2 separate regions of the Mus musculus genome follow, and region 2 is linked to region 1. A link is a loop called in an ENCODE intact Hi-C map of the cell type or tissue named here. Cell type or tissue: left cerebral cortex. All regions are shown on one strand. Each heading gives the region's core, and the rest is flanking DNA. Links, peaks and the distances in the headings are about the cores only.

Region 1 (6,068 bases), core at 714-5,713:
TGTGTGCACACCTTCTCACACCTTCTCACCCTGGACCTGGACCAAGAATGGATGCCCCCATCTCAGGGACTTGTGCACTGCCTCACGGAACATGAATCCCCTCCCTGGATTTGGTGTGCTCAGGGAACGAACGCAGCCTTCGCCTTCGTCATCTACTCTTCTTTTTGCATCACTCAGCCATGTGGCTGTGTGAGGCGCCCACTGAGGTGGTTTAAAAAATATGGCCAGTGGGCCTGGAGAGTTGGCTTGGTGGTTAAGAGCACATACTGCTTTTCCGGTTCAGTTCCCAGCACCCACATGAGGCGGGTGACAACTGGCTGTAATGCTAGCTGCCAAGGAGCCAGTGGACCTGCCTCACCTTCATAGGCACCTCCACTCATGTGCTCAGAGACACACATAAATAATCTTTTCTAAAAAGGATGGTCAAGGCTAGAAATAACACCCAATTGACAGTGTGTGTGCCTAGCACACGTGAGGCCCCGGGTTCCAGCCCCAATATGGCATCAATCAGGTAAGGTGACACACATCTGCAATCCCAGCACTTGGGAGATAGGGGCAGGAGGACTGAGAGTCCAAGGTTATCCACAGCTCTGTAGCCAGTTCAAGGCTAACCTGGACAACAAGAGAGCATCCGTTGTCAGATGTTGGCATCTGGCTGCATAGCCTATCATACAGATTTGGGGAAATGGCAAATTGAGTGGTCTTCTGAAGGCCAGCTTTCACATCTATGACCTGGAAGACAGCAGACAGGCTCAGGAAGTCTCAACAAATGCAGAATGTCTCACCTCAACAGGATACCATCACCTCCCCTTTGTCCAGCACTGAAATACTTTTGGGAATGCCCTTTGCATCAAACCATGCTCACAGGGCCCACCTCTCTTCTAAAATGTTCAATCTGGCTTAGTCTGTCAGGTCAGGAGCCCTGGAGTTCTCTCAGTCAAAACCCTCAGGTACCAAACCCACAGCCTCTCTTGGGTCACTGCTAGAAAAAAAACCAGAAGCCTACATTTCTAGAAGGCTACACTTCCAGAGGAAGAAGGGCAATGCTTGTGATGAGTTTTACCTTGAAAGCATCCAGATTTTTCTGACCGGACATTATTATGATATAAGTGTAAACTACACCCCCTACACACACACACACACACACACACACAAACACACACATACACACAGGCTCCTGTGCAAACACCTGGTCCCCAGGTGGAGATGCTGGGGCCTTGAGGAAATGAGTCTTGAGGTTTACAGCCTGGCCCTGCTTTCTGTTCACAAAGATCTGAGGAGTCCCAGCCACACTCTCCTGCTACTGTGGAACCACAAAACTACCTGACATCACAGAACCATCTCCTGTCATCCATTCCATCAAACCAGGAGCCAAAATAAACCTCTCTTCTCCTTAGATGCCTCCTGCCAGGCGTTTGGTCTGTGGTGGTTGTGTAAATTCAGCCCTCACACAAACACAGTGGGAACACCCTGACTCAGCACTAATAGGAAATCCAGAGGGGACTGAAAGAAAGCTAAGCAGACCTGTATGTGAGTCCCAGGGGTAGTGAACACAGCAGCCTGGCTCATCAGCTCGTCCGCAGCATCTGTCCTGAGGGAAGACAGTCTGAACCGACTAGGAATCAGCTCTCGGGGAGGGGTTACCATACACTCTCATGCATTCAGGGAAAGGGGAATGAGTATGGTTTTACACAGCTAGGTTCTACTGGAGGCTGGCACAGAACACAACACTGAGAGATTAAAGAGAAGAAAATGATGGTCTGGGGAGATGGCTCAGTGGGTAAAGCACTTGCCACACAATCAAGAGGACCTGAGTAAAATCCCCAGAGACCAAATAAAACCAGACACAGTAGAAATAGTGTTCTGTAGGACTCATATGAGCCAAGATGAGAGTCAGAGACAGGAGAGTTCCCAAGCAATTAGTTAGCCTGGACTAGTCATGAGTAAGAGGCCCCATCTCAACCAGATGGAACAACAGGATCAAAATCCAATATTGCCCTCTGATCTCTATACACAAGATATCACACACACACACACACACACACACACACACACACACACACACTGTCCCCACCAACAAAACTTCTATATCATACAAACCTTTAGTTTCAACTCACGTTTGTTGGCTAGTCTTATATCAACCTGACACAAGCTAAACTTATCTGGAAAGGACGAAACCAAAACCTCAACTGAGAAAATGCCTCCATAAGATCCAGCTGTAAGGCATTTTCTTAATTAGTGGTTGATGGGGGGAGGGCTCAGACCACTGTGGGTGTGCCCATCCCTAGGCTGGGAGTCCTGGATTCTATAAGAAAGCCGGCTGAACAAGCTATGAGAGGCAGCCCAGTAAGCAGCACTCCTCCGTGGCCTCTGCATCAGCTCCTGCCTCCGGGTTCCTGCCCTGCTTGGCCTCCTGTCCTGACTTTCTTTGATGATGAACTGTGATATGGAAGCATAAGCCTAATAAACCCTTTCCTCTCAAGCTTGCTCTTGGTCATGGTGTTTCACCACAGCAATAGAAACCCTAACTAGGGCATCATGTTGGAAGCTTCCCAACCATCCCCCATGCCCACCCACGTCCCTCAAGGAGAGAGAAATGGTGTAAGGAAAGGAATGTTGGGCCTTAATTCTCCTGGCAACAGCAGCCTGAGATGTGGGTTTCATTGTCCAGATGGGATGTATGAGTATAGCTCAGAGAGGTTGCATAATTTACCTGAGCACACACAGCTACACAATACCCAGAGCCCAGGGCTTTGGACTTTTTTTCCCAGGTCCAAGCTTCTGCTAGGAAACTAGCAAGGGGGTGCATGCTAGTCAGAAAGGATGCGTACTTCACTTCAGCGCAGGCAGTTAAAATACACCAAGGGCGACTCGGAGCTGTAACTCCCCATCACAGCTCATGATTTATGCAGGCATTTCCCATTAGCTCTAATGGATGTGGGGAGCATAAATCTCGGGGCGCAGCTTCAGACAGGCTCTTGTGATCTAAATGCCACTAAAATCAATGGCATTCTCCTGGTATTGATACAGCGCTGTGTTGCTTCATAAACGGGCCTGATGAGGTTGTCTGCTGCAGCCTGTGTCTTTGGTGCTCCTGTTGAAGGAGGTGGTGCTCCCAGATAGAAAGGCTAAGGGCCTAGATAGGAGCATCATTCCAGAGGCGGGACACTGGGTTCAAATCCTGGCCCCACTCTTGGCAGTCACTTGACCTAACAAGCTATTAAAGGACACGTGAGTGTCAGCGTCTTTGAGATTGGGCATCAAATGCGTATAGCCCTTGAGACCAGCTCCTGGCTCCAAGGTAAGACTTGTCATAGCCATTCTTAGGGGAATTATCCAGCTTGGTCACAAACACAGTTGAGCCCAAAAGTCATTAGGCTCCTCTGGCCACCTTCCAGGTAGAATTTACCACAAAGCCCAGCTGGCATAGAGGCCTCAATTTGCCAAAGAAGCCACTTTGAAGGGTACTCCCCTGAGGTTGTACAGTGCCTAGAAGATCAAGTGTGGGATGGCCAACCACCAGGCTCCATTCCTGAATGGTCATGAGTGGCATGTGACTCTTACAGTCACTTGTCCCATGTTCTCCTTTCTTTGTTCACACATCAGAGAGAGCCACTGTGTAAGACCCTCTCATCAATACTCACAGGAAGTCTAGATCAAGTCCTGCTTCTGATGTCAAAATCTAACAAATACTTAAATATCTAAACAAGAATCTAACAAAATCTAACAAATGATTAAATATCTGAACAAAAAAATCTACAGGGCTGTGGATGCACCTTGGTTGACAGAGTTCTTGCCTGGCTTGCACAAAGCCCTGGGTCAGACACCCAGCCCTGTACAAAGACCAGGAGTGGTGGCAAAGATCTGTGGTACCAGCACTCAGGAGGCAGGGGGATCCAAATTGAAGGTCATGCTGTCAGCTGAAGAACAAGTTCAGAGCATGCTTGGAATGTGTGAGGTCTTGTTTCAAAAAGAAGAAGGAGAGAAGGAAGGGAGGGAGGGAGGAAAAGTAGGAGGTAGAGAAGGAGAAGAAAGGCTAGGAAGAAAAGAAGGAGATAGTGAGGAAGAGAGGCAGAGGGACTGTGAAAAGAAAGGGAAAGAGAGCAGAAAGAAAGGATGGGAGAAAGAGAGAGAGAGAGAGACAGGGATCTACAAAGAGATCAAGGACAAGAGACACTAAATCTAGAGGCTTCGGTGAATCATCTCAAAGTCAAAAGTCAAAAGAACCATTCATTGTGTTTTATCTTTCAAAAATTAAAACTAAAAATTTGTGAACAGATGCTCATTTCAGTTTTATTTTAAAATTTATGTGATAATTACAACCCCACTAATTATTATAACAAATGTAATAGTTTGTGGGTGGGAAACTATTCTGGTCTTACTGACCTCTGGACAGGTCCAGAACTCATTGATGCAACTTTGTGCCATAGACAGCCATCCATAATGGGGATACAGATAAAAGTCAAAGGGGCACAAAATCCCACAGACATACAGGATCCCCAAGAAGAAAGGATTCATACAATGAGCCAAGGAACCACACATTTTGGGTGGCTATCAGGCAGCCTTACCCTCCCCCACAAGGAAAGTCCTCTATTTCCATAACAGCCCTGTTTGGGCCAATATACCCTCCAACCAGCAAGCTTTCATCTGGCTGCATGAACCAAACAGCTGGGTCCTAGTGGGCAGTGACAGGGAACAGTGTGCAGTGACAGGGAACAGTGCAGTGACAGGGAACAGTGCAGTGACAGGGAATAGTGCAGTGACAGAGAACAGTGCAGTGACAGGGAACAGTTCAGTGACAGAGAACAGTGCAGTGACAGAGAACAGTGTATCTTAGGTCTCTGCCTGAATGAGATCTGAAGACTTCAGAGAAGAAACATACAAGCTAGGAAACATGTGTTCTCTCTCTCTCTCTCCCCCAAACTGAAGTCAGGGACAGAGCTAGAGCTATGGCCAAGACCTGTTGGCTTTTTGTTGGTTTGAAATCCCTTTTCTCCTTCCCAGGCTCCTGCATTTTGAACTCTTGGTCCCTGACTAATGGCGCTGTTTCAGAAGAACTCTTAAGAGCTGAAGCCTTGCTACAGGAAGAGGGTCACAAGGTTTGGGCCCCACTTCCTGTCCACATTCTCCTTTTCTACCCAGATATGAAATTAAGTGGCCCAGCTGCACACTCCTGCCACCTCGGAGCCACCAGTTGCCATGCCTTCCCCTCCATGGTGGACTGGATTCTCTCAAACTGCGAGCCAAAACAAGGTCTTCTTCCCTTATGCTGCTTCTGGTTGGGTGTTTGATGGTGGTAATGAGGCATGGGAACTCCCACAGTCCAGCCCCATCAGGCACCGGATGCCTTACCAGGTAGAATACCAGAGACACAGTAACAAGGTGGTGGACAGGGACATTGGCTTCTCCTAGGCTTTTGCCCATGTGCCCACAGAAGAAGTAAGTCACTGCATACAGCTCCAGAGACCCAGCAAGACTCCAGGCTGGGGACTCATAGTGATGACATGGGCAGAGGCAGCACCACAAAACCTCCCATCTAGATTAGACACAGTGTGGACCCAGCACCAGCCTAGATGCAAAGACCAGTAAAAGCATGGTCCACTTTATCAATGGGTGAGCGCAGGTATGGCAAGCAGCATAGCCCAGATTCTGGCAGGCTGGCTCAGAAGCCCAGTCAGTCACCTCACGCCAAACTGAGAGAGCTTTATATTAGCGGGTGGCTGAACAGTGTCTGGCCCAGGACAGCTGCTAAAAGCCCACTGCATGTCGTTCCTAATTAGGCTGAGTCTACACCTCCCGGCAGCTTAACAACGCAGAAAAACGTGGCAAGTGAGCTGCGCTCCATAAAAACTTCTGCCAAACCTCTCAACCTCTGCTGTGAGGTTTTTGAAGGCAGGAATCCAGTCAGGTCCTCAGTTTCCCTTCCATGTGCCGCTCCTGCTCCGTGTGGCTGCGTGATACTGATACCCTTCGTGGCATCTGCTCCCTGTTTGGGCATGTGCTGCCCTGGCATGCTCTCAATGACTGGTGCGTGGTAAGCAGACCGTAGATAACCATTGCAGGGTAGA
Region 2 (6,068 bases), core at 295-5,294, 89 kb before region 1:
TACCTGACCCCACTGACGCACTGTGTGGACCTTATCATACTTCCACAGGCCTACAGTCTCTTACTGCATGTGAATTAAATCTTACATGATTACGTATAGATTTTTTTATGAAAGTGTTTTTTTTTAATTACATGTACATCTGTGTATGTGGTTATGTGCATGGGTGCAGGTGCCTGTAGAGACCAGAAAAGGACATCGGATCCCCGGGAACTAGAGTTACAAGCAGTTGTGAGCCATTCAGTGTGGATGCTAGGAACTGAACTCAGGTCCTCTGCAAGAGCTATGTGTACTCTGAACCTCTGGGCCCTCTTTCAAGTTCCCACTTACAGTGTGGGGGTGGTATGTGTATGTGCAAATGTGCTCATGCTTGAGTGCACTAGTGGAGGCTAGAGGTAGGTGTGAAATGTCTTCCTCTATTGCAGCATTCTCAATCTATGGTTCATGACTCCTTTGAGGGTCTACTGACCCTTTCCAAGGGTCACCTAAAGCCATGGGAAAACACAGATATTTACAATTTATAACAGTAACAAAATTACAGTTATGAAGTAGCAACAAAGCATGCTCCCCATGTCCACAACATGAGGAATTATATTAAAGGGTCACAGCACTAGGAAGGTTGAGAACTGCTCCTCTACGGCTCTCTGCCTTATTGTTTTGAGACAGAGTCACTCACTGAGCCAGGGACTTCCCCATTTGGGCTGGCCTGCCTGGCCAGAGAGCCCCGAGCATCCACAGGCCTCTTTATTCATGGCACTGGGAGCAGACAGAAGGCCACAGCAGACTTTTGCAGGGGTTGGGGATCTGACCTCAGGCTTTCCTGCTTGTGCCGTAGCCACTCATCAACCTCTCCAGCCCTTCTTAGTTTCAGGCAGTGACACAAACGTGTCCTGTGTGCTCCTCAGTCCATCTCATCTTCTACTAGCATTTGGTAAACCCTTTAGCAGCATCTCAGCCAGGACCCTGGCTTTGACGAGAGCTTTGCTAGCATAAGAGTTTCTCACGTGAACATACTCACCCCTTTTCATCCCCAAACTCTAGAGACAAGTAATCTTATTTCTATTATTTTCTCATCTTGAGACTACTATAAAAAAATAATAATTGTAGGCTGGAGAGATGGCTCAGCAGTTAAGAGCACTGACTGCTCTTCCAGAGGTCCTGAGTTCAATTCCCAGCAACCACATGGTGGCTCACAACCACCTGCAATGGGATCTGATGCCCTCTTCTGGTGTGTAAAGATAGTGACAGTGTACTTACATAAAACAAATAAATAAATCTTTTTAAAAAAATTGCAAGACACAACTTTGAAAGTTGACTTTACTCTGCCTGGTGTAAGTGCCCAGGCTCACCTAAGGGATCTCATGATCCCATGTGTCAACAGCTGGTTGCTTTGTATCACAGTGTGCCGTCCCCTGGCATGGATGTTCCACATTTGTTTAACCGCCTAGGTTGTTTCTACATTGGGACTGTTAGGAATAAAGTGACTGTAAACACCTTTATGTGAATATACATTTTCATTCTTTCCTGGGACAAATGTCCACAAATGCAAATGCTAGTTGGCACAGTAATTTCATGTTTAAGTTTTTAATGACAAATTTTAAATAATAGTGTTTGAGAGAGAGAGAGAGAGAGAGAGAGAGAGAGAACTGACTAAACTAACTTTCAGCGTGGCTGCACCATTTTCCACTAGCACCAGCCAAGCACGACTGTTTCCATGTCGCTGAAGATTTACCCACATTTATAACTGTGTTTCATCAGTCATGATAGGTAGACAGTGATAGTCCATTGTAGTCTAAATTTACATTTATTTAAGGGCTAATGAGGATGGACATCATTTTTAAAAATCTGTGTATGTGACTGTGACAGAGAGAGAGAGAAAGACAGAGGGGTAAGAGAAAGAGAGAGGAAGGAGGAAGAGGAGAAGGAAGAAGAAGTAGTAGTCACAGAGAGAGAGAGAAAGAAGGAGGAGGAGAAAGGGGAAAAAGGAAGGAGGAAGAGGGGGAGGGGGGAAGGGAGGAGGGGGGAGGGGGAGAGGGAGGAGTCACATCTGTGCCAGGGCCCTGAGGAGGTCAGAGGACAATCTTAGGTGTGTGTCCTTAGCCTCCTGCTTATTTGATACAAGGTGTCTTGTTCCCTGCTGTGCACATAAAGCTTCCAGGGATCCTCCTGTCTCTCCCGCAGTCTCACCGTAGGAAAATTGAGATTATTAGAGACATGTTTTTTACATGGTTTCTAGGAATGTGAACTAGAGTCCTCATCCTTGAGTGACAAGCCATGACCTCAACCTTTTATTATGTTAACTGTATATAGTTTTCTTTGGTGAAATGTCTGTTCACAACTTTTTGACCATTTTCTATGTAGTGAATACCAGTCTGGAACTCATGGTAATCCTCCTGCCTCAAACTTGGGATCACAAGTATGAGCCATTACACTCACTTTTGACCATTTTATAAATGAATTTTTTAGAAAAATTTTTGAGCTTTGAGAGTTCTTATACATCCTAGAGGCTAGTCTTTGATTGGCATGTGGTTCTCAAGTGTTTTCTTCTCATCTGTAGCTGGCTTATTCTTCACTTGAACAAGTCTTTTGTAGAACAAATGATTTCATGTTGCCACAAATTTATCAACATTGTATGAATTTCTCCTTTGTTCAATAACAAAGATTCTGTCCCATTTAAAAAAAATAATAAATTTAGGAGTTTCACACCTTATAGTTGAATCTGTTACCTCTTAAGACAGCTATGGTCCCTGAACCCAAGTCTCCTAGCCCAGGCTCTTAGTGAGCTAGGACAAAGGATTCAAAATGTACTTCCTAGAACAGAAAGAAAGGCAGCCCTGGTTCTGTTTAACATCACGGCACAGGCACCAGTCACAGCCAGTACAGGTATTCTGAAACTTGCCAACAAGTCCAGGTGTATGACAGATGAGCCAATGCTTTACATGGTGACAAGATGCAGGCTGCCTGCATGCCATTTTGTGGTGGGCACTCTTGAGTGATGGTGTGCCTGTTGAGGTCAGAGGACAACCTCAGGTGTCAGTCCTTGATTCCCACCTAGTTTGACAGAGTCTCTTGTTCTTCACTGCTGCAGACACCAGGCCAGCTGTCCAGCAAGCTTCTGGGTGATTCTCCTATCTCTGCCTCCCATCTTATTGTAGGCGTGCTGGGATGACAGACACACACTCGCATCCTCCTACATCCAGATTTACGTAGGTTCTAGGAATCTGCACTTTTGCCTGCAGGCTTTCATGGCAAGTATGTTTTCCCACTGTCTTTGTTAGAGTTTTACTTTTGTGAACAGATACCCGCATGACCAAGGCAACTCTTATAAAGATAACATTTAATTGGGGCTGGCTAACTGCTTCAGAGGTTCAGTCCATTATCATCAAAGCAGGAACATGGCAGCATCCAGGCAGGCACGGTGCAGGAGGAGCTGAGAGTTCTATATCTTCATCTGAAGGTTGCTAGCAGAATACTCTCTTCCAGGCAGCGAGGATGAGGGTCTTAAAGCCACACCCACAGTGACACATCTACTCCAACAGGCCATACCTTCTAATAGTGCCACTCCCTGGGCTGAGCATATATACAAACCCTGACAACCACTGAGCCTCTCATCTAAGTTGTTAAGGCTTTTTACCATGATGATGCATAAAATTCTTCACCATGATGGAGCTGCCCCTACTCTCACGCCAGCTTGCAGCATGACAATGCTCTTATTAGACCAGGGTCACTGAGCCACCCTGGAGGAGTGTGATTCACAGGCAGCTCAGGAGACGGGAGGGGGGGGGATGGGCCATGCCTGGCTCCCCAGGAGAGCGGAGCCGCCATGCACTCCTGCCTCCTCACTGGTGCACCTTGATGAGCCACTCCACAACCTTCAGGATGGGACAGCAAAATCAGCTGTTCCTGGGGACATCTTGTACCTAATTTCAAAGCAAGGTCAGAGTTGATCTGTAACTACCTCAGAGCACTCCCGGCTCTCAGACCCTCTGCGGAGGCGAGGAAAGAGAGTCAGTGTATTCACAAGAGGAGAAGCACTAACTGGGGGCCACTGGCCTGATTCATTTCACAGCTGTGGTCTTCTTTGATTTCTTCGTAATTTTCTACACTACTGCTTTCAATTTGATACTGTCTGGGCCTGGGATGACAATGCGAATGGGATAACAGATGATGAACTTAAAATACCGAACACAATCCTACTCGGCCTGCGTGTACGTCCAATCAATATGTCACTCGGAAGGAGGAACCATTGGCCGCTGGGCAGAGTTGGGAATGTGAAATGTCACAGGAGTCCACGTGCATTTCTTATGTACTTAGGAGCTGTCACTGAAGCTGCCTCACTGTTCTAGAGGGGAAACCAGGCTTGTTGTTTGGTAATTGGCTGCCTTAGACAAATGAATCAGAGGCCCACCAAGGGTCCTGGAAGAGCCTTCGTGTGTTGTCTCTTGCTCCACCCGGCAGGGGTGCTGTGTACTGTTGCAGGTTATATATACTGTGCACAGTTCCCATCGCTTACGTGTCGCTACAGTTCGTGCCAAGAGCTATGGAGTCATTACGACAACGTGCATCAGCCATGTTGCTGATTAGCCCAGACTGAGTATTCCTAAGGGCTCGTGGAATGTCACAAAATGGGTCACGAAGATTCAACCACCCTGCACTCACGTCGATAGCCTGAAAGATCTATGTATGGACTCTGTGAATAACTAATACAGTTAGCTTTCTGTCAACAGGCTCAGGAGAGTAAGAAACCATTCTGTTTATTCAGTAAAAGCATCGTGTCCAGTATGAGTGATGTGTGTGTGTGGTGTGTGTGAGTGTGTGTGTGTCTGCGAGCATATGCTTGCCCATTAACAAGCAATATTTGACATTATTAAAACACGGTAAACCTGACAACATTTCTATCATCCTATTATCTGTGTACGTGAGCTGTGGAGGGTGCGGAAGGTGGAAGGTCGTTCTTTCTTTCCACCACAGGTTCTGAGGATCAAACTCAGGTTCGTCAGAGTTGCATGGCAGGTGATTTTATCCAGTGAGCTCTCTCGCCAGCTCCTAACAAGTTCTCTAAACATGACCTTTCTATACGGAGAGACACACCAGCAAGCAGGAAGACAACTTACTGCAAATGTAAGACTTTAGGACCTGCTGGGACAGACAGCTAGGGTACAAGGGAGACATTTCAATCCCCAGGACCCACACGGTGGAAGGAGAGAACTGACTCCCACCATTGTCCCACGACACATACATGGACACACGCAGAAACATAAAGTAAAGTAAACCAAGAGGAAGAAGGCAATCGTAGAGAAGACAGTGGCCAAAAAGGTGCTTCTGCACTCACACCACAAACGCAAGGGGTGGGGTCAACGAAGATGGGTTCACAGCAAAGCCAAGCACGGTGCCCAGAGCTCCCCATGGGCAGCCATGACTACTGTGGTGGTGTTTTCTCACGAGGATGATTCTGCTGGGTGAGCTTGACCACTGTTTGCCAAACAGTGTCAAACCTTATTCTTCAGCCATCTGGTACTTCTGTGAACTGCCAGGGTCCTCCATTGAACCCCATTCCTCTGTCCAAGTATTTATCTTGAGTACTGAGTGAAGATATTTTTTTCTTCGTTTTTAATTATGTGTGCACCTTTGTGCCCAAGGCAGGGAGGTGTATAAGCATACAAGCAGAGTTGCCCTAGAAGGCCAGAAGACCTGGATGGAGCCTTTGGAGCTGGAGTTATAGGTTGTGAGCCACTGAGAACCTGCCACATGTATGCATCTTAATCACTGGGCCTCTTCTGCAGCCTCTCTTTTTCTGGAAAAAAAAACAAAATCCATGATACAAGATCCTTGGTTTCATCATTTGAATTTGTAAATAATCTACAATTCTGAAGACAAGATCCTCTTAGTCATGATTCAAAAGCACAATTTATATCTTCAAAACCCAAAAGAAGAATGCATGCTGGAGTTTTACAGAGCCAATGCGCAGTAACCCTTAGCCCGCTGAAGGACCACAGCCATCTCTACACAGCACAACCTGTTCAGAGGATTGTGTACAACCATTTTACTACAGTGCGCCTCATTGTCTTATA

What was found. Peaks named below come from ENCODE experiments on the same cell type or tissue, not always from the same donor. Only the 100,000 strongest peaks of a DNase experiment are listed, where the experiment ranks them.
Region 2: it touches region 1 in a loop (2.1-fold over the local background); 2 of 42 quality-filtered maps call a loop at or near these places.

The regions. Positions count from the first base shown.
Region 1 is chr11:52,662,072-52,668,139 of GRCm38, reverse strand. Gm30366 (a long non-coding RNA gene) reads right to left here. Exons shown (of 4, transcript XR_879838.2): 4 at 4,287-6,068. Among named protein-coding and RNA genes, the nearest start is that of Gm39823, 41 kb to the left of the region's middle. In left cerebral cortex, for the core only: no CTCF peak of the experiment used is centred there; DNase peaks (open chromatin) are centred at 1,534 and 2,598; H3K27ac peaks cover 729 bases.
Region 2 is chr11:52,751,146-52,757,213 of GRCm38, reverse strand. No RefSeq gene overlaps it. Among named protein-coding and RNA genes, the nearest start is that of Fstl4, 11 kb to the left of the region's middle. In left cerebral cortex, for the core only: no CTCF peak of the experiment used is centred there; a DNase peak (open chromatin) is centred at 3,172.